Linked DNA regions of Mus musculus: regions 2 and 3 are each linked to region 1. Evidence: chromatin loops called from intact Hi-C (ENCODE). Cell type or tissue: left cerebral cortex. All regions are shown on one strand. Links, peaks and the distances in the headings refer to the core of each region. The heading gives the core; the rest is flanking DNA.

Region 1 (10,528 bases), core at 1,339-9,338:
CCTGAGGAGCCTCTACAAGGAAGTCCAAGCAGTTGGCTCCTACTGAAGACAGGTGGGGGAGAGCCAAAGCCAAATGATCTTCACATCAGCAGGGACCCTGGGTGGGTCATTCTGTCCCTCCGTGCCTCAGTTTACCCATTTGCACAACTGAGTACTCCTCTTAGAAACATAGTAAATAGTAATCAGAAGCACAGACCTGATCTATCATCGGCAACTACACGCACAATACACCCCACCGGTGCCTTCCAGACATCTTCCCATTTTATACTCACAGAAATGCTGGGAGCCCTATTTGACACCCAGTCTCCCTAGGTCTGGCCCTGCTTCTAGAGCCTATATTAACCTGTTGGTTCCTCAGCACTGGCTCATATAGACACTAACACTCAAGGGTCATGGCCCTACCTGGCGTCTGAACTGTGGTTCACAGTGGTCAAGAACCAGGCTTGGAGTTGAGACTATATTCAGATGTAGAGCACTGCCTAGATGTGTGAGGCCCTGGGTTCCACCCCAGTACCATGGGGGAAAATAGAAATAAAACAGAGGTGGCTGGTGTGTCCTCAGCTTTCTCACAGAGCTGAGGGTGAAAAGTTCCCAGGAGATTCCTAGGCCCAAAGGACAAGCAATTCTCTTAGTAGGGCAGGGACACAGCCCTGCCCAAGTCTTGCAGGTGGCTGTGGCACAAACTGAACATGGTAATGAAGCACCATGTGGTAAGAGCCTGTCTGGATGGTACCCAGGACATCCAGAGGGAACACTTTAGACACCATCAGCATGAATGCAGAGAGCTTGAGGTCCGCTGCCCACACAGGCTGTACGTGGTCATCGTCACTGGGGGAGCTGGGAGTGAAGGCTGAAGGTGGCTGCTGCCCCACGGCTGAAATGTTTTTACCCAGAGAACAGTAGGGAATCCAAGCATGTAGCAGGGAGAGGGCAGCGTGGTCTCTTCTCAAAGACAATCCCCTGGATATGAGCAGAGGCCCCTTCAAGGCTCAGGAAACTGGGAGGAAAGCAGCAGGTGAGATCCACTTTGAAGAAGTAAGCCCCTGTGAGGTGTCTGTTATCACACCTGGAGGTTACAAACTGTGCCCCAAATCAGACTTAGACACCCATCCTCAATAAGTCAACAAAAAGAGCCAGGTTAAAAGTAGAAAGCAGAAGGTGGGGGTGGGGAGGGGGGAGATGGAAGAAAGGAGATTTATTCAACATGGCTACACTGAGAAGAAGGACAGAGAGATCCACAAACCCTTCAAGGCTGTCTTTAGTCCTGAAGTGAGATCAAGATTTAAGTGGCAGGCAAGGATGTGCGCAGCCGAGCGGTCCAGGCTACGGTGTGGGCCTGCCCACACTGACCCTGTTATCTGGGTTTCAGCCTTCTCATGCTCTCAGGTGAGAGCTGTGGTGTCTCTCTTGGTGGGAGGCAAGCTCTCCCTCTGACTAGTGCATGAGATTTCTCTGGACATTCCTACTTCTTTGGGGTCCCGTTTCAATAGTCTGATGGAATGAGGGACACATCTGTCTCTTCAGAACATCTTCATTTCTGTCAGACCAGTTGCATCTCTATAACCCAAGGATCTCTAACCTGCATGAAGATTTAGGACTGGGTTTGCCTCTCTTGTCACATTAAATCATGAGAAGATCTTGGGGTTGGCCCATCAGCCAGGTCTAGGGGAGCAAATAGCACCAGGTCACCCAAGCCTGCTTTCCTTTGAAAGCTGAGTCCCCAAAAAAGCATTCGGCCTTCTAGGGCCCGAATCTCGGTGGCGATGTTCATTCACACCAAAGGAAACAAGTCCCAGGCAGAGAGAAGCTGAAGAGCTGGACCAGCCCTCCCTGTGTCAGGTCCCTTTGGTACTAAAGAGCTACTGCCATGGGAGAGAAAACTTGGTTCAGTCCTGTGCCGGGAGTGGAGAACACTTGGGTGTGTGCAGCAAGCTGGGCTTATGATCAGCGAAGAACTTGTAATCTAGGGCTGTGACTGAGAGGCTGTGGGACAGGCAGCAGGCTGAAAGGCAGAAAAATGACAGCCTGTGTTAGGGGTGTAAGTTTCTACGGGTTTCCTGGCCACAAATGGCCCACTCTGGCTGGAGGATGACCCCTCAGCCAGCCCACGCTGGCTAGCCACCTCACAGAGGCATCCCTGACCTCAGACACACACACACACACCATCTATGTAAATGGCCAGCTGGGGCAGGGTGTGAGGCTGACAGACGGTGGCTTCTTTCTTTCCTTTTACCACAGACCATGGAAAGCTCACTTCATTGGAGGCCCATCTGGTGACTGTGTGGGAACTAGCTATGTTGAGACCACATCCAGGAAGTCTAGAAAGTTCTTTCTTATGCAGTGAAGACCTTTCCTCTACCTAAAGCTGTTGGCTCTGAGCCAAGCTAGCCACAGACCCAGGTCATCTGTTCCAGCTGAATCCAGCAAGAATTCAAAACATGGTATGACAGAAGAGAAATATAGGACAGAGACAGGGAATGGGCAGTTGGTGGCTTTCCCTGGGGCCACTGCTCCAAATGGGACTGCACAGTTCCTACAGAGGTGGCCCTGCGGTCTCAGCAGGATACAAGGGCATGCACACCCTGTGTTAGGATCCTATCCCTGCTGGGCTGACTCCCTAAAACAGTTACAGCACTGAGCCTCTCCCAGGCCACACAGTCACACAGCACCAGATGGAGATGGAATGGCTCCCACCCGGACCTCGGGCTTCCCACTGTATATATCACCACACCGGAGGCCTCACCACCCTCTCACCTCCTAGGGAAAACCAAACTCATCAGGCCGCAAGCCACTTGCAATTCTGCACTTCAGACTTTCACACCCATCATCAAAAACCGCCCTTTGATGGACAGAGACTCCAGACTCTGTGACCCCACTCCCCTGAGTCCCTTCTCTCCACTCCCTACCACAGGCCACGTCCTCTTGATTTCTTAGTAAAGCACTCCCGTCTGATGTGGCTTCCCCTGGGGGCAAACCTGATGAGTTCTCAGAAATGTCTGTACAGTGAGGCAGACCTGGCCTCCCAGCCAACCACAGCATCCTCACTCCCCCCTACTCCGGCAGCAAAGCTGCCTTCCTGGCCCAGGCCCACTTCAAGTGGGTGGGTCACACAGGAGCTGAAAGCCCACACCCCACACTCAGATACCAGGTCAGCTCCAAGGGATGCAAAGGCCACCATGATAGCTGTCCCATGATAGCTGTCCCATGATAGCTGTCCCTCTATGTTCTGAACCTTAACAGTATCCGAGGATGGCAAGTGATCTCCTGACCATGGTCACATATTTGGAAGAAGCTACCGGGCAATCTCCTAAAAGCCTGAAGATGACAGGCCACATCATGCTTAGAGTATCTGTCCCTGGCCTAGGTCATGCCAGTTCTAAATAGGATAGAGTCAGAAAGTTCAGGAGCTGCCTGTGGGTCCCCTTCCTTGACAACCCTGTGACTTCTCCCAGTCCTGCCACACGGTAAGGGGGTAAACCAGGGGATCAACAGATTTGGCTTTTTGGTTTTGTTTTTTTAATGTGTATATAGTATCTTTCCTGTATGTATGTGCATGCAGTACCTAGAAAGGCCAAAGAGGGCATTGGATCCTATGGGACTGTAGTTAGAAATGGTCGTAAACCACTGTGTGGGTTCTGAGAATTGAACCTGGGTCCTTTGGTAGAGAAGTCAGTGCTCTTAAGCACTAAGCCATCTCTTCAGACAGATCAGAGGGTTCACGATCAAGGGATGGAGATTAAAAGGATGAAACGCAGGCAGCTCAAAGGCCACACCCAGTAAAGGTGGAAGGGGACAGACTTTTCCCACGAATGTTTATGAGCCAGGATATCTTTCCAGAAATCAATCTTTTTCAGAGTCTAGTGCCCTCTGATTTTTCTCAGCATCCCCTCATGCAACCCCACTTTACCCCAGAGTCTACTTTCCAGCTTTCAGCTCTGCCATCAACAAAGTCAGGGGAAATCCAAGAAAAACAGAAAAACATCTCTCAAAGATCAGGGTGTGTCCCCAAGGGGCAGCACGCATGGGCCACACAACCACCAGTTCTAGTCATCTGAGGGACTGACACAAGCAATCACCTGACCAGACCACCAAGTCACAGACAGCAAGGCCTGACAGTCCATCATCTGAGTCCAGAGTAGACAGCAATCACCTGTAAGTCCACACTGCTCATGCCAGGCCTCCAGCAGAGCCCCTCCTATTTCCTCCATGCCCTCTAAGTTGCTGAAGGCCACTTATTTCCCATGGGTTGAGTCTGCCATGGGCCCATAGGATAGCTTCTAATGAACACAGTAAGTTGAGCACTACTTGAACCATTCTCTGTCACTTCTGGTCACTGAGGCTGGGGCAGAGGTTTGGAATTTAAAGAGAGTCAAAGGGAGGGGGCAAGAAGGATCCTCAATCATGGCTCAGTCAACCTAGCCAGCAAGACTTATGTGTGAAAGGTGCTGTGAATGGCAGCCATGGGGCCCGAGCGCCCCCTGGAGGAAGTCTGGAGCAAGACGGGTGCCTTGAACCTTTTTCTCATCTTCATCCTGTCTTAGTGAGATACTCACTTCTGTCTCTGGCCGAGGGATGAACACTGGGGGTACCATCTTCAGACTGAGCCCCTGAAAGTCCCACTCCCCAAGGATATACTGCACCGGCATCCTGCAGGAGGAGTATCCAGGGAGTCATCAGGACCAGGACCAGGATGAATAAGGCCAGAGCTCAACTGAGGACTAATGTAGCTAAGGCTATTCAGCAGGGTCCTGACTGCAGTACCCTAGGACAAACAGACTAGCCTTTCCCTTCTTTCAATTTACAACACCAGTCCCTCTCCTCCTACCTCCTTACCCCAACAGATCCCTCTCGACCTCAGACACTTTACTCCTCCCTGGCCATAATTTGGTGGAACCGGTGAAAGATGGATCTCTGTAGAGTCCTCGGATCGGTCCATGGGTGCTTACCTCTGTAATCTACGGCCACATAGCTCCTGGATGCATTCCAATTGTTGAGGGGTCAGTGGCTTGGTCCAAAGTGCTGGTTTCAGGCTCTGAAACTGTTCCCATGGAGAATGTGAGTGGCTGGCTCCCTTGGTCTAGGGACACACACCCAGGTTTGTGTGGACAATGTCTGTCAACTCAACACTAGCCACTTAATCATCCCGGAACACACAGTACCTGGAACACACTGCAGTAGTTTGTTGGATGAATGAATACATGTCTGCCTGAAACATTTGTTCAGCAAAATCCCACCCGACTCAATTAAGCAGCCCGATTGAGGCAAAAATTAAAACCAAACAAAATAAAAACAAATAAAACAACCCCCCTTTCACTATCTATTCCCCAGAGAGTTCCCTCCTCCCTCTCCCTGTCCTCCCTAACATTACACTTAACTGTTTTGGCTCCGAGGACATGAGCCACGATGTACTCACTGGATTCCCGGGCCTCTGGGATACCTCTTTCCTCAAAGACCCGTGTCCAGTGATTAACCATCCCTGTGGCACTCAACGGCCCAGTCAGGGATGAATAAGTCTTCCATGAGTTGAAGGCCCAGCCCTGGAGGACTCCCCTCCTTCCTCGGGGAACAGATAGAAGGGTCCAAAGTATTTGTCCCCAGAGCTTCATTCTTGGAGAAAGGCTTCCAAGTGCCTGAGTCTCTCTTGTGCTATCTGCACTGAGGTAGGGGCTCAGGGTGATCCCTGGGCTGGGCTGGGTGAAGAATCAGTCATGGGTTCCAGTTCTCTGTTTTGTTTCTCAGATGTTTCTGCTACCCTAAAGAAGGATGTGGAAAAAGACTCAAAATGTGCCAGGAAAGGGTGTGCTTTTTAGTCTGTCGCCTCCTGGACTATATTCATATCCCCAGCCAGCTATCTGACTCCTTCTTGTCTTGGCCAGTAACGTTTTGTTATTTTTAGCATAGGTAGGTTGAACTGGCAGGGCTCTGTCCTGTTAAGAGTCAAGGTGTAGGTTTGGGAGTAGGTTAGACCTATGTCAGACCCCAGTGTGAGTGAGTGCAGTTGAGCCGTTGTTTCTGACTTCCAGTTTGCTCCTAATGTGGGAGAAATAAATAACACTAGCTTTCTGGAGAGTGGTGCCTTGACCAACGACTATCAGGGGCCTGGAAGACCCTTGGGACTCACTAACAGATGGCAGGAGACTGCCGTGCTTGGGAGCTTGGCTTGTGACATTCCTTATTGTTTAGAAGCTGAAACGTTGCCTCTATTTTAACCCATAATGAACAATGTTACGCTTAAGTTAGCATAAACAAGTTATCTGAAAACATAAAATCTGTGGTCCCCTCTACTTCCAAACTAAGTAAGGTCCAAACTAAGATTTGCGAGAACCTGCTAACTGCCACATCCTCTCAGACAGGGCTCCAGAAGAGGAAAGCAACTTGCCCACGGTAACTCAGGTATAAAATACCCCGGGCAGAACACAAATCCGGTTCTGCTAGATTCCTGACGCAACTGGGTCCACCAGTACCCAGCTACGGAAGGAACCAAATCTCCAAGCCTCGACACAGCGTCCATCCCAGATCCGCAAACACATTATCAACGATATAAGCGCGCCCTCTCTCCACCCCTGAAAGCGAGGGAGAGGGCCATCCCTGTCTCAAAATCAACGTTGCGGCCATGCATTTCCCATCCGGATCTCCTGCTCTGGTGCATACCTACCAGAGGGCATGCACGCTCGCCCGGCCCACACACAAGTACCAGAAAATTGACCCAGGGTTAGCGCCCCCCCACCCCACCCCGGATGTGCGTAACCTGTAGTGCACTCCCTCGGCGCCTTGCTTCCGCCTCGGTGCTGTTGAGAAAGGGCTCCGGTGAACCGCGTCTCCTTGGTCTAGGGTTCCTAAAGTGGCCGGATTTTCCTTTGAAGACTGTGGGATGCTGAGGAGGCTCAACTGGCCAGCATCTGCAGCCCCCCTAAGGGGAAGTACAGGAATGTGAGAGATGCTCTGCTGGGTCCCAGACCCACTAGTCTTCCTTAAGGTCTCAACAGAGATATGGCTCCAGCCTGCGGTGATTGCTTGAAGCAAACGTTTACATATCCAGCTGGGGCGGAGTGTGGGCAAAAAACAAACCGCGAGGGTGTCACCCACGTGTGCTGGGCTTGAGAGCCAGATTTTGGGGGGCGGGAGGTGGGTGCGTTGTTCTAACTGCTTGTAAGATAGGTCTAGCAGCGTGTGACTGGGTTTCAGTGTTTGGGGGCAGTCTCTGTTTTCGGAAAGGGACCCAGTTTCTAAGGACCCTCCTGACCTCACACGCACATAGAATTTGGAGCAGATAGCAAAACAGCGAATACTGGAAAACTGGATTTACATCCTGATTCTGTTGGCAGCTCGTTGTTTAACTTTGTTTAAATGCCCAGACCTTCTAGGCTTTAGTTGTATCTTTTGTAATATTCATAGCAAGACCTGGTTGTGCAGGCACGTAATCACAGCTTCTGGAGAAGCTGACGCAGGAGGACCATACATTCAAAGCCATCCTGAGTAATTTAGTAAAAATCTGTCTCAAAATTTAAAAGGTGGGACGGGACCTTGAAGAGATGGCTCAGCGGTTAGGAACACATACTGCTCTTGCAGAGAACTGGGTTTCAATTCCAAGCACCCATGTACACATACCCATCCAAACATACATACTTATAATTTTAAGAAATAACATAAAATATTCAAAAATAAATAGTTCACGGGGTAGCTCAATTGATGTGCTCACCTAACAGTCACACAACTCTGGGTTTGATGCCCACAAATGGGGTTTGGTAATACTTATAAATCCTAGTTTTCAGCAGGTGGAGGCAGGGAAACCAGAAACTCATCTTTTAAGGCCAGACTGGGCTACATGAAATCCTGCTTCAAAAAAGTAAAAAATAAAATACTTGAGTAAAAAGGGAGAGGGGCTGGGAGTTGGGTGTACTGGTGCACACCTATAAGTCCCAGTACAAGGGGGTCTGGAGAAATGCCTCAGTGGTTAAGAGCACTGGCTGCTTTTCCAAAGGACCCAGGTTCAATTTTGAGCACCTACAAGGAGGCTAACAGCAGTCTGTAACTCCAGTACCAGAGGATCCAATGCCCTCTTCTGGCTTCCTTGAACACCAGACACATATGTAGTGTACAGATACGTGTGCAGACAAAACATCCTCACACATGAAACTAATTAATTAAAAATTAAAACCCAAGCACCCAGGAGGTGGAGGATTGCCTTGGTTCAAGACTAACCTGGGCAACATAATAAGTATCGGGCCATCCTGGGTTACACACAGTCTGTTTAGGGGATGGGGTGAGGGTAGTTTTAAATGGTTGGGGATACAGCTCTTGGGTATAGGAAATCGGTACTTCTGTCCTGAGATGAATTTTGCTGTGGATGAAAACTATTATGAGAGGAATAGGTGGGCTATCACACAGATAATTCCATCTCAACATCTCTGGACTGAAGTCTCCAGGAGTCACTTACCAAAAACCGCCCTTGTTCCAAAACACCAGAGTTCCTATATAGGCAGGAAACTGAGACAAAAGAAGAGAAGCAGTTTGCTGTTCAAGGTCATAAATTCAATAGAAGATCAAACTGAATTCATTTTAGGTTTCAAATATTCCAGGTCTGGTGGTGCTCTCACCAAATCTCTGTACCTATGATTTTTGCGGCTTACAAGTCTGCCCCAGTGCGGGTGGAGGTGTCCAGGAGTCAGAATTCTGACCCAGAAAGGACCTGGCTACCTACGGTCCTCTGCCTAACTTCCGGCAGGCCATCAGGGTCAGAGGTATTCTCAGAGAGAATCTCTTTTAGCTGTCCGGTTTCAGGTCCAAGCTCCCGCTGGGAGCAGAGCTATATCTGAGCGACAGGCGAGTGAGCCAATGCTGATCGAGCTTTAGGCGAAGCAGCCAATCAGGGTCCGGAGGCGCTGGGGGGGGCAGGAGGCAAGGCACTCCGGCTCCTGGGGATCCCCCGAGGCTGCTCATCCCAGCCCCACCCCCTCCGTGGTCCGGACCCAGCCCACCCCAGCTCAGGTTGTCAGCCAGCGCAGGCTAATACTAGCTGATCCTGCGCGCACGCAAGGCGGACCTTGAGTCGGGACCTGTCGCCCCCAACGCCCGGGCCTGGGTGTTCCCCCGCCCACGCCTCCTGCGGGTCACTACCAACCTTAGCTTCTCAGACTGAGCTCGGCGCACCGGAGAGGATTAAGTAAGTGCTGAGATCGGCTGCTTCTGAGCAAGAATGGAGAAACCACAGGGTCGTGGAGGCGGGCGTGGGGATTGAGATAGGGAGGACTAAGAGACTCGATAGCTTCTTGGAGGTCGCGGTGCACACCACTTTTACCCCGGTGTTCTTCCCTTCCCCTTTGGACCCCCGAGACAAGCCAATAAAATACTCGGCAGGGTGGCTTCTCTCCTTTTTTTGCCAGTAATAAACAGACTCAGAGCAAGTTAAGGGTCTGGTCCAAGGTCATGGCTGGGATCAGTGACAGAGCCCAGAAGAGAACCTGAGACTTCTTGCTGAGCCAAGCTGGAGAGGACAGAAAGGAATGCGTCTACTCCATGCATGACCCTCTGCCAGCTTTGCTCCTTCCTAAGGGACCATGAACGATATGTGCACACCGCTCATACGTATGTGCACACCTGCAAGAGGAGGCATCCCATGTACACCTATGAGACGCACAGAGAAACATATATGTAGCCATAGGCTAGAAATTCTTTCTCTTTCTAGGTCTGCCCCTCTGCAGCACTGCTAGGACTCATTCCCACTCTGCTTTACCCAAGACCCACAGAGGCTGGGTGATCTTCCATCCTCCGGAGGGAAATAGGTGTTTCAAAGTGAGTATTTCATCAGTGCCTCTGAAGATGTAACTCCGTGCCTTACATCTACGAGTAAAGGAGGTAGCCCAAGGATCACCCCTGCCAACTTCCTTGCCAGAAGATCTAGCTCGGTCTACCCTTCCTGCCTCTTGGTGTCTCTACACCAGCCCCATCCTAGTCCCAACCATAGCATGGGTCTCACAGCTGACTAGGACCAGGGACTGCTGTGTCTAACTCCTCCTGGGTTGTTGGTGGTAGTGATGGGGATTTGGAACATTTATTGGATGCCTTCTGTGCTCATCTAAGTTCTTCCCTCCACACCCCACTGGGGACTGGTTCATTCTGATATACCATTAACCCTACAACACCATGGGGTTGTTCGTAATATTTCCCACTTTGAGAAAAACTAGACACAGAGAAGAGGGGTGACTTGCCTGAGGTTATATCAGGTGTGTCTGAGTCTTGGGCAAGTGTTTCCCAAGCAGAAGGAGGGATGTGGGGTGCAGAGAGTGAGGAGGTAGGAGTAGGAGAAGTAGCAATTACAGAGATAATTGGTGGACTTTTTCCAGGCCTCCTGCATCTTCTCCCATCTTCCAATTATAATCACTATAGTCATCGTACAGGGGTGACAGGGCTTTGCTTTCCTGTCCCTATGTCCCTACAGAAGCCCATGTCCTAATACCCCATAAACTTGACTTAGCTCTGTCTTGAAACCTTTATGTCCTCAGTGCCTTCAGATTCTAGAGGGACTTGA
Region 2 (10,528 bases), core at 922-8,921, 100 kb before region 1:
AAATATCCAGTAGTTGCTTTTTTATAGAAGAAGAAGAAGAAGAAGAAGAAGAAGAAGAAGAAGAAGAAGAAGAAGAAGAAGAAGAAGAAGAAGAAGAGGAGAAAGAAAGAAAGAAAGAAAGAAAGAAAGAAAGAAAGAAAGAAAGAAAGAAAGAAAGAAAGAAAGAAAGCATCAAAATTATACCAGACCACAGCTACAAAGAAACTATCGTCAGAGTAACAACAGGCCATTTAAGATCTAAGGTGTATGCAATCCTATGCTCCTCTGCAGGGAATGACAATTTTTTCTAAAGCTAATCTCATTCCATCTGATTGCTTTGAATTACCAGACTCAGAACTAACACACCATTATATAGTGTCATCACTGTCTAAGTATTAATGGGGAGATTAACATTTACAAACTACTTAGTGTGTACTTGTTTGGTTTTCACAACCCTGTAAGATATGTTAACACGAGCCCTCATTTACACATTAAGAAAATTATTTACATAATTTTCCCAAAGCACCAGTAAAAAAGAAGCCAGCACTCTGAATCCCACTATCAGCATTACTTGAGAGTTCCTCCCCAGAAGGGAAAAATTTATCAAGTACCACTGGACAGCTGACCACTTTCACACTGATTGTTTGTTATTCTAATTAAGTAGTTCTGATAGCAGAAGAACCATCAACTCCTCATTTCACAGTAGCAACTTAGTATTCAAGGAATGCTTTAAATAGAAAAGGTAAAAGAGTCCCTAGGGGTGAATCCTGGCCTGTGCACCATTTCCTAATTCCTTTTCAAAAGACTCTAGAACTTGGGGTCTTTTACCAGGTCCTCTGTAGCATAGCTAATTATAAACTTTAGAATGTTAGTTTTCAGAAGAAGATAGAGGGCCCCTCTACTATAAACAGTATTTTTACATACCTTGCCTGATGGTATTACAAAACGATTGCACTTTACAAAACCACTGCGGTTTACAAAGTTTCTTTATAATGAATTATTAAGGAAATGCTGTTAGAACTGTTGCATTGATTGAAATAATAATTTGCCTTTAAGCAATATACTTCCTATACATTTTCTAAAATTTTCCATTACAAGCTAAGAACAAAAAACCCTGCACACTCCACATTTTAAATATTTGTAACCAAATCCAATAGGTTATTTACAATGATGTAAAGTGGCTGGCCACGAAATACTAACATTGTAAAGATAAAACACTCAGTCCCTTAAAAACTGAATTTTTTTTTAAAGAAATGGAATATTAAAAGAAATCGTTAACCTTCGGGAGTTTCACCTAACAGTTTAAGAAGAAACTAAGGAGTATCGTTCTCATTTGAAAACAGATTTGTTTTTTTAAAAAATGTCAGCAAAATGCACTAAACTTTAACAATGATGTATGTCCAAAACAATTCCCACAGTAGTAGAGGAACTATTTCTAACCCTTAAAGCAAAATAAAGATCTGCATCATTTTAGACTGAGCGAATGAGGTCAACGTTTTGCATCCTTTTTTGTAAGCTTCCAATCGGAAAATAAACAACCATCGGGCTCATCAACCTTGGTGCAGAAATTCACTAAAATCAAGGTTTTGACTGCTGAAGATGCATCTTCCTGGGTAAACTGTCCAGCGCCTCACATCACAAACCTCCCGCAACTGCCCCGGCCTTGCGGCCCCTCCCGCTCGCCCGCCCGCCCGCCCGCCCGCCGCACCTGCTGAGGCCGCACCGCCAGCGCCCCCTGCCGCCCTCCCGCACCCAGAGCCCCGGGCCCATCCCCGCGCTGGTACCGCACCCGCCCCGCGCCGAGGCCGCACAGTGTGCGGGCAGGGGCGGAGGAGCCGGGGCAGCAGCAATCGAGGCGGGGCCCGGGACTTGGGCACGTGCCCCCGAGCCCCCGCCGCTGCCAGGCCCCAGCCTCACCTACCTACGCCGTATTTCTCCTCCTCCGTGGGGGTCCACATGGCCGGGCCGGGCGCAGCCCCGCGGGCGCGGCGGCTGGGTGACAGCTCGCAGGGGACGGCCGCAGGGGCGGCCGCGGGCCCGGCTGTGGCGCACCGCGAGGCAAGGCGGGGGCGGTCAGGCGGCGCGGGGCAGTAGGCGGCGCATCCCTCACAGGCCGTCCGGGATGCCACCGCCACCGCCGGATGCCACGTCCTGACCGACCGCGAGACTCCACGGGCGGCCGAGGAGCCCCTGGCGACGCGGGCGAGGGCTCACCACCTGTCCGTCTCCACCGTCCCCGCGCCGCCGTTCGGTCCCTCACAGCTCCGTCGCTGGCTTCCCGGCGCCGCCGCGGCTCGGATCGCCTCAGCGGGCTCGCGGGACGCCCGCGCATGCGCCGCTCCCTGGCGCGCGGGGGCTCGCAATACCCGGGCTCGCGCCGCCCGCCCGAGCCCGCGCGCGAATCCACGAGACGCCGCTGCGGGCCAGCGGAGGGAAATCTGCGAGAAGGGATTGGATAGCCCGGCCCGGGAGGCCAACTCCCTCCGCCCCCCCCCCAACAGAGCCTTTGGCTGCAGCTACCGCAGAACGGGGTCGTGGTCCTGCGTGAGGAAGGCCACGGTGTCTCATGCCAGGCGTACTGAGATGGCCGCTCCACCTCTTGTCAGAGAGAGGAGAACCAGTAAAAATGGGGACATCGTTATTAAACTCATGTCGTTGTCACATTGCTATCACAGCCACATCCTCTGAAAGGTCCTCTTCTGCCATCCCGGGGCTCAGGGAGTAACGGGAGGGAGAAGCTGGCAGAATGGGATCATCGCTTCAAAGGAACTGAGTGATGTGCAGGGGGTTCTTGGGCTCCTAGGATGCCGCATATAGGCCAAGGCTTCTAACACCTCCTGAGTTCTTTTGTTGACTTGGCTGCTGTGGTGTGTGTGTGTGGCCTGAACAAGCTTAGCGGCCTTCATGTTCAAGAAGTCTTTCCTTTCCCAATTATATCTAGTTGTGTACCCCAGACCTATGCCACCGCCTCTGCGGGACATAGGTCTTCACCTCCAGCCATCCTGAGGTCTGACTCCCTCCTAGAACTTTATTCCTCCATCTCCTAAGAATTCATTCGCTCTGATAGCTACCAACATTACCTTATGACCCGCTACTGTCAACTACTGAGCAAAGACTGGGAACTTCTGGACTCTATATTTAGACCCAGCATATATCCAAACATCTCTTGTCACCAGCACTGTATACCTCGCTATCGCTCTTGGATGTCTTATTCTTCAAAGCCCATCTCAGCATCTCTAGTCCAGGATCCAGGAAGCCTAAACTAGTACAGCAGTCAACATGGTGACATTTTTATTGTGCTTTATTCTAAAGTGTGTGTGTGTGTGTGGAGAGAGAGAGAGAGAGAGAGAGAGAGAGAGAGAGAGAGAGAGAGGTCTCCTGGGAGAGCAGTAGCCAACACCATTTTCTCCAGCCTCTTCTTTTGGCTGAGATTTCAGGTATCCATTTGTATCCAAGAACTCTAATCTTTCTCCCATAGGACTGTCAGCGTATAGACCCACACAGTCAAGCTTTAGGCTAAAGTCATCCTTCTGGCCTCTCAGACTCCACCCAACTCAACAGTGAGTTCATGGCCATTAATTGAAAAGCAGGGCTAAAATAAGACTATTCTGATGCAAGTGACACTCACTTGTAATTATACCACTGTGAAAGGTGAGGCAAAAGAATCCAGCCTGGGGAGGCCAGCCTGGGCTACATATAGGCATCTTTTTTTATTATTTAAAAATAAATATCTTAATAATTGCCAGACTTTGTGAATTCCTTCTCCAAAGTATCCTGACCGTCCTCATCCTCACCTGGACTATAGCCACCACCTCATGGTCTATGGACTCTTTCATCTACCTATGAAGGCTGCCAGTCCTCCCCAGAAAGTGTCTGTTCTGTGAACAATTTAATTTCTCAATAATCAGATACACTATGAGAGTAGAAGGGGGATCAGGAACCAAAAGCAAGACAACAGAGATGCCCTGGTTTATTTAGCTAGTTCTTCCAGGGACATGGACCTCAGTCCGATGGTAGTCATGAAGGGCGTTCCACAGAATGGAGCCATGTTCCCATGAAGCTCTCTCCAGAGAGCTCTGACCAGCCAGCACAGCCAAGCAACACAGGTCTTCTGAACACCCATGAAACTCATTTCATCCACTACTTCCATCCCTTGGCTGGTATACATGATGGCGGTTACAGAGCCTAAGGTCTGGTTTTCCCAACGTTTGTGCCCATTTCCCAACAGAGACAATCCACTGTACTGCCGCCCATCTCAGCTCTGAGGTCAGAGAACACTAATTCCAACAAGTGACAAGAGAAGAAAGGGGGCCAAGGAGGATGAAGGAGACATTTGGTTATGGTCTGGACTCGTTTGATTTAGCTGTTTGCACTAAATTTAGGTCGTTTTCTTGGAATAACACGAAAGGACACAGCATGTTGTGGAGAGTCAGACCTCAGCAGAACTGTGAACCTGTGATGTCCCCATAGCATGTGATGTCCCCATAGCATGTGATGTCCCCATAGCATGTGATCCAAGCCCTCCCTTCCTCGGGCTCTTAGTCCACTTGACAACCCCCAACACACAACGCTTGCATCTGAAAACTCAGAATCCTCACTGACTTCCTCCTTCTTGTTACCCAGTTTGTTGTATCCCTGCCAGTAGTACCCAGCCGGGCTCTTGCTCTTGCTTTGGAAGCCTCTGTCTCCCATTTCCAGCCTGCCCTGCTCCACAGGTTCCTACCACCCCAGGAAGACCCGCTTGTCAGTAGCCTCACCGACTCCTCTTCCACTTATCTCCATCTGACTTCAAAAAGAGAACTGTGCACCCCAGGTCCTTTGATGTCAATGTAATTTATTTGATTCTCGGCCCCTCAAGATCTAATTTCTAAGCTTATCACCTAACAAGCTCTCCTAGAACCCTCCAGGGCTATCTGAATTCCAAATATTGGCATCCCCCGTGTCTTGATCTGATGGGCTTTTGTGAGCAATATCCACAACCCACAAAACCTTTCTCACTTGGAACTTGTGGGTCATTCTCACCCTCCAAGGATTGTCTCAGGACCACTTTCTCCAAGAAGACTCCCCAGCTGCCCCTCCGTGAAAGAAAGTTTTTCTCTACCATCAGGGCCTCTCTTCCCTCCACCACTTACTCCTCCACCTTACTCTAAAAGATGGAGTGTGTCTGCTTGGCACATTGACAGCAATGCATTTTATTCTTCAGTGGCAAGGATTTCATTTAGTTTACCCCACGCACAGAGGCTAATATTGCACCTGACACCTAATGAAAATTTCACATACACTCTTCAGTGAGCACCCTCCCTAAACATCTACTGAAACCATAATAAAATTAGGCTGAAAAAGAGAACCAGCAATCACAAAGCTCACATTAAACAGAAGAAATTTACCCATTATAAGAAGATCAATTTTAATTGAGAGACATCTTACTGAACAGCTTTATAAAAGATAAACATGGTAGAACAGTTTAAGAAGCAAGAAAGTCTGCAAACAGTTTTGGCCCATCCTGCCACCCTTCCTTTTGGCTTTACCTCATTAAGTGATAAATTGCAACTTGATGACTGAGGAAGGAATCAGATTTTCAGCAGGAAACCCCTTAATACTCGTGGCTATTAAAAGTAGCTATAATGAAACATTTCCTAAATAATGTATAAGAAATGCAGAAAAGCATCATATTCCCTCCGTCGATCAATAATCCTTTCATCATGAGCAAACTCCTTAATGGCAAATCCGTCATCACCTTTGGCAGATGAGACTGACCCTCTATAAAGTTCTGTCAGCTTGGACTCCACGCCTTGTCATTTCCTTCTGCCTGAAGATTCAGACAGCAGCATTTAAGGAGCCAGCCAGCCTGATGACTCAGCTCATAAAACAATGTGTGGCCACAAAGATGATGTTTATCCAGGAGCATTCTGGAGGCTCTCCCTACTGAAGTCGGCAAGCTGTGGGTATGTGGCACACGATGCTCATTCTCCCAAGAGCTGCTGGTAGCAGTGAAAAGCAGCACTCATTTCTCCCTCCCGGCAGTTGATCTCTTATGCTGCACTGTCTCAACAGAATGGTAAGAAAACTTCAGAGAAATGTGTTTGGCATAGAGGCAAACCCAAATAGAAGGCAGGCAACAGAAGCAGCATCACCCTGCCTTCCCTTGACCAGGAGGAACCTGTAGTCAGAGCTTTTACCTACACAAAGCCCTGAAGCAAAGGACTAGAGAGACTCAATTAACCTCTGCTTTGCTGCTACCCTCAGGGTGCGAGCCTCCTCTGGTTGCTAAACTACGTGCAGAGCTAGTTTTCCTAATGGAGAAAAAAAAAAAAAAAAAACACCTAAGGTAGCCATTTTCCCACCAAAACCGACACCTTGTAAGAAGCTTACTCTGAGGCAGCCCAGGAACAAAGGGCTAACCCAGCCACACAGAGATAGCCACCCAAATCGGGGTCCTTTTGGGTAAGGAGACCTACAGTGACTAAAAAAAGCATCATTAGCATTTTGCCTTGAGTTTTTTTTGCAATGAAGATCTATGCGGTGGGGAGGGAATGGAGAAGAGTGTGAAAGAGAAGCAGAATAAGCAGTGCAATATTTCATTATTTTTCCTAAAATGACAAACTTTAACCATCTGTTCCTATTTAATCAACCCATTCAAAATATTATTAAAATTCAGCTTCTTTGCAGTTAGCCGGTATCTTCAAGTGAGGAAGAGCCAAGGCTCTTCTGACTTCATCCCTGAGGGGTGGATAGGGCATTTCGGTGTGGGCTGTAATTATCCGGTCCCACCGTGAGGAACACCCCCAAGACACATCCAAATGTGCCTGGCAATCTAGAGTGCTTCTTGGCGCACCAAACACTGAGCTACTTGGAGACAGTAACATGATGCCCTTAACTGTTTCACCCTCACTGCCTGACAAGAGGATGTCACACATAGTAGGCACTCAGTAAAGATCACTATCCATTGGATAGATACATCAGTCAAAGAAGGCTCTCATTTTATCTCAGAAACATATATCTTCTTTGTTTCAATAAAGCCTTCATTTGCTTATTGTTTTGTGGATAAAGAAATGAGCAGAAAGAGACTACAAAGTGAGATACCCCCAGAAGGAAGGGCAAACAGATAGAAACTTGGCATTGCTTAGTTCTCCTTCCTCTTGGGGGAAATAACTTTGCCCTTGAATTTCTATACTAAGTCACCAAGGAGGGATTGAAATTAAAAACCTTGGAGAGTAATTATCAACAAAACGTTCTAATGTCAAGCAGTGAATTTTATGGGACCATATCTGTAATATTAATTGAGCCTCTGTGTAGCCAAATGGTAAAATTATTGCTCTAATACAAATAGACCCAAAAGAGAAAAACAGCCCAAAATAGCACAGATATTGCAAATCAGGACAGAGGTAATTTCTCTATACATAAAAAGCAACCAATTGCAATGCATTCACCAACTCACTGAAGTGCAAAACAAAGCCTCTTTGCTTGGTACAGCCCTATCTACCCAGCATCTGAATTGCTATGAAACTAGGACTAAGAAGGGAACTTGGGTTCCTTGACTTTTCACATTGGATGTGAAATTTTTGCAGCATTCCTTCACTAAAAATGTATTGAGAACCTATTATGGGTGAGGGTTGAGACAGAAGATGTTCATGGTCTTTTTCATCATATGGTTTATGATCTTTCATGGGAAAGAGAAATTAAACCAGTTATCCCATAAGCAAATCTCTAATCAGAAACATAAAACTAATGTAGGAAGGAAGGCGCATCAGTCAGGGACCTGATGAACTTTGCAAGTCAGGGAAGACTTCCTGGAGGAATGGTATTTAAATTGGAGCCTAATGAAGCACAAGGATCAGCCAAATAAAAGAGAAAGCATTCTAGACAGAAGGAGCACCAGGGAGGTGGGTCTAATAAAAAAAAATTGCTTAATGTACCTAGGATGTGATCTGAAAGCAGGCAAGTGGAGAGTGGGAACAGATATGTCTGGAATAAGAGGTGGAGCCGGATCTTAGGACCCTGGGGGGTCTTGTGACGTTGTGTTTTAGCCATTGTCAGGCCCTAACAAGCCCTCCTGAGACATATGAGTAAGACAGGACCCTTTTAGAAGTCCTGATTGCATTCAGGAAGAGTCTAGGAATGGGCCCATCCATTTGAGTACTGAGCACAGAGCTTACTTTGCACAGTTCCTAATTTTCTGAGCACCCAAGAAAGACTAACTATAAAATCACCTAGGGCCTCCCTTCACCCAGGTTTCTCTCTCTTCCCCGAGCCAATCCCTCCTTTATCCTCGAGCGAGCCCACCTGCACAGTCTCCAGCTCTCATTTCCCAGGCTCAGAAGGAAAGGGCAGCATACCTTCCTACACAGCCTCATCTACAGAGCTGCAGAAGAGTCCAGGGACTCACGGCTTCAGTTGCAGAGTTAGCCATTTGTCTTCCTACAACTCTGCGTGTGCTAAGGGTCTGTGGAAAGAATCACTGAGCATACTAGGAAACAACTGAGCCTGAAAGCCAGAGACCATTGCTAATTCTTTCCTTGAGAAACATTCTTTAGAGAGTGGAAACAAACAAAGAAACAAACAAACAAAAAAATGCAAAGTTGAAAGACTGTTACATGATAATAGATCTTGAATATGTGCTTAGAAAATGCAAGGTCCTGACCCAGAGAGCAACAGAAACAGTATTCACCCTGTTGCCACTAAAGAAAAGAAACTAGAGAAATCGAGAGGATTCTTCAATTAGCATTGAGGGCGACGGATCAGAATTTATTATGCACAGTCATGAATTATAAAACAATCAGAGAAGTAATATCGGTCTACCAACGTGCTGTGCCAGGATGCTCTGAGAACTCATTAGGGAATGGCCTTGCTAAAAACCTCTCCTGCACTCATCCTCCTGCCCCCTGCCCCAGTCACTGTAGCCCACCTCTAACCTTGCTTCATATTTCAGGTAATTTTGCAAGAAAGAATAGAGCTAAGGCTCTAGACTCCAAACTAGACTCACATTCAACTCTGGACACTTTCAGGCTGTGTGACCCTAGGCAAGCAATTGGACCTCTCTGAACCCAGTTACCTCCAGCAAGTGAAAGTCATAATGCCTTCAATACCAGAGATGCAGATAATGCCGATAAAATTCTCACCACAGAGCATGGCACAGGGTAAAAGTTCATTCAACATTGGAATCTTACTCCTCTCCCCTGTGTTCGACCCAGAAATACTGCGTCTCCTCGAATTTGTAGCAGCTGTCTTCCTACCAAGCCAGGCTGAGAGAACTAGTTTGGGCCCTCCTGTTCAGCTGGGCTATCCACAGCTACTAGCACTTGGCGGAGCACTAGCCTCCTCTCTCTATTTAACACCCAAAGTATTGATTTCCCCATTCTATTTCCATGATACAACACCCTCGAGATCTATAAATGCCGTCCGTTCTCTATGACCATCAAATCCCCTGCACATAGTCACTCTCCCTACAACCACAGGGTCCTCGGCAGCTGAGGCATAGATATGTTTCATTTTTCACTTGCTTAAAGGTCAAACATGAATTTCGCCCCATTATTGTACTGTGTCTTGTCACACAGACTCTCTGTTTCATGGATTAGTCACAGTCTTGCTATCAAATTAAATATTCCTCGGTGGTTATTTTTAGAGAGATCTTTTTCTGACTCTCCATGGTGCAATGATGTGTGTGCACCCACAGCTCTGGAATCCAGGCATTAGCAGGTGGGCTCCAAGCCCTGTGAGGGCTCAGATTCCTCTAGAAAGCAGCAGCCAGTGGAGCAGCAGAATCGGTAATCTGGCTTTGTCCATGAATCCCTGACCAATGAAAACCATGTCGTTCCCCTGTGCCTTGGGTGACTAGCATCCAATAAAGGCTTGGGACGCTCTTGACACAATTGTGAGTTAGGCCACCTCTCATTTGGGTGCTCCCCCCCCCATTCTAGTGCAAGGACAACAGTGTCCTCATTTCCTGCACCCTCGTGGAAGCTTCCTAACCTATTCCCATGAGTTCTGCTTGTATAACTAGGCCGTCATCAATAGAGAAATGAAGCCCTCAAAACAGAGCAGTATCTCAGATTCGGCTGGAGTGGGTGTGCTTGCTAAATGAGTCTTTTTCGCCTGCCTACAAGTACGGGGTAGATAAGAAGTCCTACATACTTTGGGCCTTAAGATGATCAATGTATAGCTCAGACAATAACATCCACAAAGTGACAAATTTATAATTGCAGACAAGATTTAGCATTTCTTCTTGGGGGATCCTCTGTGAGAAGGGCAGCATCCCCCTCATTCCCGATGTCCCCTCCCATACATGTGCTTCCAGTAACTGTGGCTTATGAAGCCCCCTCAGAGTACTTAAGACTGGGGAGAGACAGGAAAAATAATTCTGAGGTCAGTTCATAGTTCTATTTGATGATGGTGATGAGAAGAAGGAAGAGAAGGAGAAAGAAGAGGAGGAGGAGGAGGAAGAGGAGGAGGAGAAAGAGGAGGAGGAGGAGGAAGAGGAGGAGAAGAAGGAGGAGGAGGAGGAGTAGGAGAAGGAGGAGGAGGAGGAGAAGAAGAAGAAGAAGAAGAAGAA
Region 3 (10,528 bases), core at 1,281-9,280, 430 kb before region 1:
GAAAAAACCTACAGGTGAGAGGTAGGTTTCTAAGGGGACCTAGGACAGGGACCTGGGAGTTACTCTGGCCTAGGTATTACTAATGGGAAACTGTCTAATTTACTGGCACTAAGTGTTCACCTTGTGGTTTGGATGTGATAGCTCTGGGCTCAGCTTTTGTTTGGAGACACTTTCCCTCATATACCTAGGGTGGTCATGTCCAGCTCCTTGCTGCAGTATGGCTTGAGGCCTGAAGCTCTTCTGTTTCCAGCTGATGTGGCATCCTGGTCTGACCTGGTCTGAGCTGTGTTACTCTTGGCTAGTTTTGAGATTGAGCTGCATCTGAGGTGAAGAAAACCCATTGTGGGTTCTGGCCTCCTAGGCCAAAAAGGCCCATTGTTTTTAGGTCATTAGTGCAGAAATCCAAGAAGCCACTTCCTTGGGATGTGTGGCCTTGAGGTTAGGAAGGCATCTTCAGTAGGCTCTTTGTGGCTGATCATCAGGCACTAATGCTCACTAGGAACCAAGGATTTGGACCTAGTGTTTGACCCCTTAAAAAGGACACACTTTGTCTTCTATGATAATTGAGAGGAAGCAATGGCAGCAGGGACAGCAGACAGCACTTGGTGAGCAGGTGCAATGACAACAGGATGAAGGGACAGGGTCTGAGGGGGCTAAGGGACAACACACTAGACTGCTAGGAAGTGAATATGCACCGAGCACAACAGATGGAGGAGAGGAGAGAACTATGGGGCTAGGTTCTAGTTGGCAGACAAGCTCAGCCTGGTCCCTATTTAGGTATTGCTGTACTAAAACAAATTCAGGTGTCTGGGGCTTCAGCTCAAGGTCATAGAGGTTAGATGCTGGTTCTTATGTCAGCCTGAGGAGCACAAGGTAACATGTCAGCATCTGAAAAGCTGCAGTTTTAGGGAGAGTTTCTCAATTGCATGGTGTTGCACAGATGGACCCAGTAGTCACTGGCCGGAGTGGCTAAGGAATGACTGGACTTGACTGAAGCACTCAGAGCTTTCCATGTGGGAACTTACTTTTGGGAAATTCACTGTAGTATATCTTTTCCATTCTTTTGGGGATTTCATTGGCCACAGTCCGTTCTGAGCTCCAAGGAGTTTCTGATGCCCCAAAGGGAGCATTAGGTACTAAATTCTAGAAGCCAGCAGGAAGAACGTGGGGAGTGATGCCCACAGCAGCCTGAGTTACAATGAATACCTCAAGGCAGATGGCAGTTGGGCCTCTATGAGGGTGGCCCTGGAGAGAGGGAGATATACAGATAGACAAACAGGATCCATGCCAGGTGTGGTCTAAACAGTGGACCAAGGAACTGGTTAGCACTATGTCTAGGTAGACAGACCAAGGCATTGGGTTGTGGCTCAGGACTGGACAGTTTGTAACTCAGGAACAAGAGTCAGACACTCAAGATGGGACACACAAGAGAGAGTTCCTAGAGTGGGGAAAGTACCTTTTTCAGCCATAGACAGATTGGGGTCACTGCAGGGTTTACAGGCTCCAACTACTTGCTGGAACAGGGCCCGCTGGAAGTTTGGTGGCTGAGGGAAGGAGAAAAATATCAGAGTGTGAAAACAGCCAGCTACATTGTGGGAGGCAGGAGGCAGGACGGCCTAAGCTCACATGAGGATATCAAAGCAGTAAGAGGGCTCATGCTGAGATGTGCCAAGAGCTCCACACCAGCCCTAGGAAGTCTGTTGCAACAGTCCAGGTATATTTGGATCCGAGCATTTCCATGGATACTTGAGACATCACCCAGGTTGTCTTGTGCAGGACATAGGTGCCTTCCATTATTTTACTATCACATCTTTCTGTTTGCCAGAGAGACCACTGACAGAAAGGTTTAAATTCCCTGTCTGCCTCCCGAGCACTGATAGGTCTTAACTCTTGGAGAGCCCCACCCAGATCCAGGTTAGCACTAAGGGGAGAGAAAGCAGCAGCCAAACCTGGAGTCTGGCAGGTACCATTGCTCTGCTGAGCGGCTCCTCCCATCAGATCTGACTTCTGCTGGCAGAGAGGTGCCACTGAGAAACTCCTGGCACTTTAGGCCTAGGGCAGTTATGGGCTTGGAAGAGAAAGGCAGGGGTAAACTGCACAGGGTCAAGTGTTACTTGCTGGTCCAAGCAGGGTGTCTACAGAACTAAGTTTTAGGGGCAACCTTAGCAAGTCACAAAGACATCTTCATACCATTGCTTACTACAGCTTTCTCAAGATGTTATAAAAGCCAACCTCTTATGCCAGAGCAATGGGGAATGAGTAGTCCAGAAAGCTGGCCAGAGGTTTGGATAGATACCCAAGCAAGTCTAGCCTCAACTCTGTTGCCTCATACCTGCACTGCCTTGATTTCTGGCCCTCAGATTCACTGTCCTCCTCAAAACAGGAGTCGCAATCCAACAGCCTTCTTACAGAAGAATGAGGGAGGCATGCAAGACTGTGCAAAGGTTTAGCAAATGCAATGAAGGAGCCCAAGCCAACACACTTGTAGCAGAGGACAGTCAGTCAGGCTAGGTCTGCTACCTGTCCATTCTCTAGGATGGCTGCTGGATACATGGCACTGCTTGGGCGGTCCCGATGTGTAGGCAACAGCAACATCATTTCCCGGGCATGTCGGTACTTATCTGGCAGAGAGGGAGAGCCTGTAACCAAGTGAGAACAATCACGAACAGATGACAAACCACAGATGGAAGGCTCAGTGGCCACGCATCCTTAGGACCAGGGTAGGTGTCCCTCACAGTAAGGAATGAACTAACTCAGCAGAGCACGAGAGGAGTGAAGCGTACTTAGTGCTGGATGGTGAAGCTGTCCTTGATATCTTGGCTGACAGAGGCTACCATCATACCCAGAGGGAAAGGGTAAGGAGAGCTGAAGCCTGGCGCAGAGTTCCTGGGGTTTCTGAACCTTGTGCTCTAAGGGCAGAGGTGTGGTCTGGACACTAGCATCTTCTAGAGGTTCCGGGTGGGAGCCAAGGCCAGCTTGTGACAGAGCCATAAAACAAGGACAAGAGACACTTGAAATAACAATCACAATGTTCTGACTTGACACACACTTACCTTCTTCAAACACCAGTGATTCTATTTTCTGCTGGCTTCCTTTTAGGCATATCCCTTCCAGATGGTAGGCTCCCAGAACCTTGGTTCTGCCTATCTGTTGGAGCTCTGCCTATTGCAGTTCTTAAAGCCAGTCTAGCTGGAAGTGCAGGCCCCTGCACATAGGCGGGTTTGACCCTTGCCTACTTCCCTTGATAAGCATGGAACTAATCAAGAAGTTAAGGGACTTATACTAGGCTCTTTTTGTGTTGTTGGTTTTCTCCAGACAGTTTCTCTGTTAACAGATCTGGCTGTCCTGGAACTCGATCTGTACACCAGGCTGGCCTCAAACTTGAGATCTGCCTGTGTCTGCCTCCCAAGTGCTGGGATCAAGGATGTGTACTACCACTACCCAGCTTCATGACCTTTTCTATGAAGACACTGCAGTGACTCTAGCTGAGGTAGAGCACTGAGGATCTTCTCATCTGTGGTTCTTAAGAAAACTTTCTATAGAAGCAGTAAGATAATGTGCTAGCTTTCCTGTGATGGGGTAATATGAACAGTTCTGCAAATACATACTTTATTGAATCAGACAACAGACTACCCACCAGTCCCTTCATGGCAAAGTCATCTGGACCCCAATGCTTCTGGCTGATTCAGCTCTGAGAAGCTGGGTAGTGGAGACTAGCCCACTGGCTTCAGCGGACAGGTGTCTTTGCAGATCCTAGGCAGGCTCTGAGTCCCTGAAACCCACCATCACCTGGCCTTTCCTGAGCCTGTGGTGCCAGCACTGTAACAATATCCAAGCAAAGCAAACCCAGGTCTTCAGCCAGCTCACTGCATGAGTCCTTGAAAAATCCTCCTGTCCATTGTAGTCCAAAAAGTCTGTGTAAATACCAGCAAGTATCCTTTTTCAGTTATTTTTGTTACTTTTTCTGTTGCAGTCCTGAGAGAACCTCTAGGCAGGCTTTAGGACTTATCTTTTACAATGGCCTACACTGATAAGGGAATGTATAAAGTATGGTTATTTAAAGAAATTAAACTTCTTGTTTTGTGGCTTTACTGATTTTCATCTTGTTTTTAATAATCTCAAGAAGATAGATGTTTAAAGAAAAGAAAAAAGGGGGGTGGGGAAGCTCCAAACCCCACTGTTTTTTTCTCCTGCCTTCCCAGCTGAGAGACTGAGCTCTTTGGACATCTCTGAATGTGACTATCCAAAAAGGTCAAAAAATAAACATCACTTTGACATCAGCTCAGTCAAAACACGGCTCATGATGCCAACTGTGCATCTACGCCTTGATCCACGCTGGGGCTGTGATGGAGCAACATCCTCCCGAAGGTCTAGGAGCTCTGCTGAGGACTTACCTCCCAACTGTGGTGCCCCTCTTGTGACAGAACAAAGGATGACTGTACATTAATTTTCTTCAATTCAGCTGACTCACTTGTCTCTGCCCTAGGCAGCCATCCCTTGGTGGGACAAGGGTGATGTTAATGTTAAGACATTTAAATACCATAAGGGCTTGTCCATTCATAGGACTTTTGAATTGCTTCAGGTGCACTCCAAAAACCCTTAGGCAAGTTGGGTCCTAGTCCACTGGATTACACATCTATTTCACTGGCTTATTCTGCCTTTTGATCACCAGGGGGAGCCACGGACTTACAAGAATAAGACTGTACTTTGCAGGCCTCTGGTCTTACAGATTTCCACAGTTACAGGAACCATAGCACAGGGTGTCAATGGGTGTCAAGGAAGGACAATGATCTTATGATGTAGGAGTGAGGAGGAGGATTGCACTCTAGACCTGATTTAAGGAAGCTTTTTCCTTCACTTACCAGTGACAAGAAGACATTAATGAATGAGCAGACCACTCACTGCCTTGTTTGCCAAGAGTACCTCCATCATTAGAGGACTGGTGAGTGTCAAGACATGTAGCCCCAATTCAGCATTCACCTCCTCCCTGAACTGCTCTTCTGAAGGTCATGAGTTCAAATCCCAGCAACCACATGATGGCTCACAACCATCTGAGCAGAGCACAGCCAAAGGTGATTAAATTAGCCTGTGACTGCTCTGCTGTAACCTTACCCACTTCTCCTCACTTTGTCAAGGTTTTCCAGGCTGGTCACTGCACCTTTCCACCAGGACATACTACATCAGCTCTTTCCATTTTGTCTGCTGAGGGTCTCACAGGTTTGTATACATTGAAAGAGCCCTTCCTTAATGTTATATGTTTATACTGTCTTTCTTTGTATACAAAATAATTAGAAGAAAAAGAACTCATCCTTCTGAAGTCTGAAATCAATAGCCAGTGACTGGTTGACAGATCAGACCACTTTGCATGGCAAGCATCTCAGTGGGAAAGAACTGGGTTTTCTCCTGGGTCCTGTCCCTTTACTGACACAGAAACCCAATTCTGGCTACCAAGTGGAAGCATGGCAGAAAAAACTGCCAGCGCAGGATCTAAAGTCAGCTAGGGAGAGGTGACCCAATCCTGCAAGCCTGGGTGCTGAAAATACAAGCATTTCTAACCCGAAGGTGGGGCTGGTAGGCAGAGAGAGAGAGAGAGAGAGAGAGAGAGAGAGAGAGAGACAGAGACAGAGACAGAGACAGAGACAGAGACACACAGAGAGAGAGAGACAGAGAGACAGAGAGAGAGACAGAGAGAGAGACACAGAGAGAGAGACAGAGAGACAGAGAGAGAAAATGAACAGTCCCTAAGCAGGCATCACTTTTCAGGCATTATTTAAGGTATATAAATATCAATGCCTGAGTCCTTGTGACAAATACGATCAGTGATAAGTAAATACTCCGGTAGACATGGAATTAAAGGCGATTAAAAGGAGACAGGGGGCTGGAGAGATGGCTCAGGGGTTAAGAGTGCCGACTGCTCTTCTGAAGGTCATGAGTTCAAATCCCAGCAACCACATGATGGCTCACAACCATCTGTAATGAGATCTGATGCCCTCTTCTAGGGTGTCTGAAGACAGCTACAGTATACTTACATATAATTAATTAATAAATCTTTAAAAAAAAAAGGAGACAGATTTTACACACGACTGGAAACATTTCCAGGTGCTAGCCTTCATGGCCCTTTAGTGAGTGATGATGGTCCACAAGCTGGCTGTATCTAAGGTTAGACCTAATTCAGTAACAAGGGCTCCAAACTGGCCCCAAACAAAGCCAAAAGGAAAACTGACAGTAATATATGCTATTGTTTATTTATTACTGGCCTAAGAAATCTAGAAGCTAAGAAATCTAGAAGGTAAAACTGACAATAGTAAATGCAGGTTGTTTTTAACCTTTAGGTGTGCCCTAAATTTAGACTACCCAGAACAACTCTGAGCTAGCCACAGGCTAATCCAAACTTAGATTTTTTTCCCTCCTTAGTGGGTATGAAAGGTGGAGAACTGCTTGTACACTCAAGGCCTTGTCTATGGCCTCCCCTTAGGAAGGAGATTTTGTACCCATCAATAAAAACTGTACAAGGAGGACAAGCATGGTGGCACTTCCTGAACCCCAGCATTTGGGAGGCAGAGGCAGGTGGATTTCTGTAATTTCCAGTAGTCCTGGTCTATACATTGAGTTCCACACCAGGTAGGGACTACATAGTGAGAATTTATCTCAAAACAACAACAAAAACCCCAAACAAAAATCCCCTCCCCAAATCACAAAGGCATCAGCTGCGCAGTCTCTTGTCTTCTAATACACCCTTGTTACTTTTCATTCAACTAAAAACCTCCCTCTCTCCTCTCTTCATTTCACTTTCCTCGACATCTACCCAATTCTAAACCTTATCCCGACACTCTGGGAATGTCCGTTCCGTTCCCATCTTTCCCAAAGATTTTCACTCCTTGTAGCTTCTTGTAGATTTATATTGCTGAACCTACCTGCTTTTTTGACTTCTAACTCAGAAAAGTTTAACTCTCTCTTTCCTTCTTCCACATCTCTCCTCCAGGCTGCTGGTGAGAATTCCAGCTTGCCTGCCTTGTTATTTTTCTCTAACTTCAAAAACTTCTTTATCAGGCTGGAGAGATGGCTCATTGGTTAAGAGCACTGACTGCTCTTCCAGAGGTCCTGAGTTCAAATCCCAGCAACCACATGGTGGCTCACAACCATCCGTAATGGGATCCAGTGCCCTCTTCTGGTGTGTCTGAAGACAGCTACAGTGTACTTATATATAATACATAAGTAAATCTTTAAAAAAAGACCTTCTTTATGAATCTACAAAAGGAATTCAGTGTCCTTTGGCGACAACAAGGCCACTCTCAAAGACACAAAGCCAGATGAAAGGAAGAGAAATAGAGTTCACAAAGCTTTGTGTTCTCCTTCAGCAAGCAGCATCCTGCCATCCTTACCTCGGGTGCTGGAAGGGGCAGAGGTGATCATCTGGGACGGAGCTGAATGTGTAGAACTCAGGCTGGAGGAAGAAGGGCTTGCCTGGGACGAGGACAGAACAGAGACGTTGGTGACTGAGCCCTGGTACCTGGGGTTGTGATATGCAAGCTGCAAAGGAATAGAGATGAGTACGTCTGAGAGCTCAGTGCTGTAACCCTGGCAGAGACAGAGAGAGCTGGCTCATGCACTCATGTCCTAGAAGACCCAGGCCAAGTGACAGATCCTTTACTGCGGACCAGGCTGGAGGCTGCACTGATGGTGTGCGCTAAGGACAATCCACACCATCCACATGGAGCAAGACAGTTGCGTTGGCTCTATTGTGCTGTACATGGAGAAGAAAGGAGGGCTTAGCTATCAGGATTGCCAAATAGGACACTAATTTGGCAGAAGATCTTGGCCATGCAATTCATAAGAGGAGATAGGTCTGAAAAATGCGGCATGGGAACTAAGACTTGGGGTGGTTTAGAGAAAGAAGGCAGCCTTGCTAGCTATGGAGACTCCAGAAAGGCGAGTCCTCTAGCCGTGGTACCCTGCTCATTCTTGCATAGCTCAGGTACCTGCATGTGGTGGTAGAGGTCTTCAGGAGCTTCACCCATAGAGTTGTCACCCATCATCATCATGTTTCCTGCTTCACTAGATGCATGTGAGGAGAGAGAGGATGAGGAATGGCGGCCTGTGCCCATCAAGTTCATGGGGCTGTGATCAAGAACAGGAAATAGGAAGGAATCAGGCAATAGCTAAGAAAGCATGGTAGGCAGTAGGAGGAAAGGACAGATGCATGAAACTGACACGTAACCCAAGCCAGCACTTGTTCGCAGGATTCTATAGCCAATGTTCACACCTGTCTGAGGCCTAGAGGAGTTCTGAGCCTCACTCTGTCACTGGCCTGAGAAGGCTTATGCTAGTGCAATCTCTTTAGAGTTAAATGGATTACAGCCATTCAGAATGAAAGCACTAGCAGTTTATCAGGAGGAATGAGAGACAGAAATGACAAGTCAAGTCCAGGATCCTATACTCTTTCTATGGAATGTTAGTCTGAACATTGCCTAACCCAGCATACACTATTTTAAGATCTGTTCTGAGAGCAGAGGCAACTTACTGATATGAAGATACTATCAAAAGAGACAGATGTAAACTATCTATGGTTACAAGTATCCCAACAACTTTCCTCTACCAACACTAGCAGGCCCTCTTCATTTGTTCCTCTTCTCATTAGCTGAGTAGCCACTCTATTGAGCTGCATGCTGGAAAATAAACGAATCTAAGAGAGAAATTCATTGCAGTAAATTTCTCTCCTAAAGCTGGCTTCCTGTCATAAAGGCTTTGAGTATTCCCACTTGAGACTGTTCAGTCATTGCTTAAATGCCACACCACTGTCATTATTCCCTTCCTTAAAAACAATCAACAGGGGCTGGTGAGATGGCTCAGTGGTTAAGAGTGCCGACTGCTCTTCTGAAGGTTCGGAGTTCAAATCCCAGCAACCACATGGTGGATCACAACCATCTGTAACGAAATCTGATGCCCTCTTCTGGAGTGTCTGAAGACAGCTACAGTGTACTTACATATAATAAATAAATAAATCTTTAAAAAAAATCAACAATCCTCATTCTCTTTGGAATCCTATCCAAAGGTACACGTGAACAAGGCCCATGCTGAGCAAGCCCTGGCCCCTGCCAATGCTCAGGAATCCTGCACCCCAGTCTTCTCTCTCTGGAGGGAACCTTCCCAGCCCTAATGCCATACCTGTGCCTGTGGGTCATCTTGATGTTCTCAGGGCTCATGGGGCTATGGGATGCCAGAACATTTCCCCGTGGGGTGCTGGTGCCTGAACATGCAGGACTTAGCTTATCCAAACCTGGAAACTCCTGTTGAGAAAGGAATGTTTGTTCATAGATAAATAAAGGTAGGAGAGATAAGTTGTCTGCTGGTAAAAATGTAAAACAAATAGACAAACAAAAAGAGAATCATATGATATACTTTTGGTTTCTTCTGGACAATATGACCTTCATTACTAAATACTCCCCTAAGCATACTGGAGCCTAGACCAGATGCTATTGAGCTCCAGGTAAACTCCACTAAGAGAGACGCATCTAGAACAGGCTGAAGTGAATCTGTGTTTCCAGGGGAGTGTTAACAGGCTTTCTTAGGTCAGAGCACACAGAGCAATAGCTGGGAGGGAGGAGTCAGCTGTCAGTCAGTGCAGACGCTTACATAAGAGCTGGTGCTGGATTTTATTGGATTGCTGAATGGCCCAGCTCTTACTGACCTGCTAAGTTTCCTGTGGCACAGTCTATAGGGAAACAGGAAACAAAGTGCTGATGTAAGTAACCGAAAGCAGCACAGCTCTATTTCAGCATAATTAAATTCTTACTAAGTACGCAGACTTCTTGGCAGCAACGGCTAATCTAACTTCCCACTGAGTGACAGAAAATATATTGGTCTCTGTCTCTGAGACAATTTTCCAGGTTTTCCTCAAGGCTTTCATAATATATGATGGACAAAGGCTCTTGTCTGCTGTGTATGTTTCTGAGCTGGACTGAGAGTAGCACATTTTCCCCTTTCTTCTTCCAAAGCAGGCATAGTGTTAAACTGTTTCTGTAATGTCACAGTATGGACCTGGATGCACATGGACAAGTACTTTGTGCCTTTGTTGTAGTGATCTGACTGCAGAGATGTGACAGGGACCTCCTGGGTGCCAAGCTCTCCATTACCTGGGCTACCAGCTGGGATGAGAAGTCTGCACAGAGCAGAGACCAGCGGTGTGTGCAGGAGCCAGCGCAATGAGGTGGAATCCCCATCAGACTCAGTAATGCTACTCAAGTCCTCACCACCACCTCGGCTTTAGGGGAAGCATATATGTTCTGCATCTCTCACGTGAAACACCGTGGAGGACTCTCCCAGGAAGGAGACATTTTGTGAGCTACAGAAATTCCTCTGGAAAGTGAGCCAGTCTCTCACACTGTGATGAACTTCTTTTGCTATTTTGCTTTTAATGCTGTCCATTCTTGCAAGGAACCAGCTGAGGCCTGCCTTGGGAGTCTGGAGGGACTAAAAGAACCACAACCCACAGCATCCAAGAACAAAGCTGGCCTGCTCAAGACTGACA

What was found. Peaks named below come from ENCODE experiments on the same cell type or tissue, not always from the same donor. Only the 100,000 strongest peaks of a DNase experiment are listed, where the experiment ranks them.
Region 2: a loop joins it to region 1, with 2.7 times the contacts of the local background. A loop is called at or near these places in 15 of 42 quality-filtered maps.
Region 3: it touches region 1 in a loop (4-fold over the local background); 13 of 42 quality-filtered maps call a loop at or near these places.

What each region holds. Positions count from the first base shown.
Region 1 is chr9:107,331,626-107,342,153 of GRCm38, forward strand. Hemk1 (HemK methyltransferase family member 1) reads right to left here and starts at 6,725. Exons shown (of 11, transcript NM_133984.2): 1 at 6,656-6,725; 2 at 5,376-5,753; 3 at 4,947-5,038; 4 at 4,554-4,647. The coding sequence starts at 5,606. 6430571L13Rik (RIKEN cDNA 6430571L13 gene) reads left to right here and starts at 9,015. Exons shown (of 6, transcript NM_175486.3): 1 at 9,015-9,163; 2 at 9,686-9,792. In left cerebral cortex, for the core only: CTCF peaks have their summits at 3,577, 4,479 (motif pointing left) and 6,766; DNase peaks (open chromatin) are centred at 4,482, 6,820, 7,401 and 8,855; H3K4me3 peaks cover 2,669 bases; H3K27ac peaks cover 2,036 bases.
Region 2 is chr9:107,229,572-107,240,099 of GRCm38, forward strand. Dock3 (dedicator of cyto-kinesis 3) reads right to left here and starts at 2,338. Exons shown (of 53, transcript NM_153413.2): 1 at 1,901-2,338. The coding sequence starts at 1,937. In left cerebral cortex, for the core only: a CTCF peak has its summit at 1,732 (motif pointing left); DNase peaks (open chromatin) are centred at 1,743, 2,332 and 5,899; H3K4me3 peaks cover 2,044 bases; H3K27ac peaks cover 3,170 bases.
Region 3 is chr9:106,899,251-106,909,778 of GRCm38, forward strand. Dock3 (dedicator of cyto-kinesis 3) reads right to left here. Exons shown (of 53, transcript NM_153413.2): 47 at 9,166-9,287; 48 at 7,980-8,118; 49 at 7,383-7,530; 50 at 2,521-2,639; 51 at 1,457-1,544. Among named protein-coding and RNA genes, the nearest start is that of Manf, 13 kb to the left of the region's middle. In left cerebral cortex, for the core only: CTCF peaks have their summits at 4,665 (motif pointing right) and 7,182 (motif pointing left); DNase peaks (open chromatin) are centred at 2,643, 3,122 and 4,681; H3K27ac peaks cover 1,859 bases.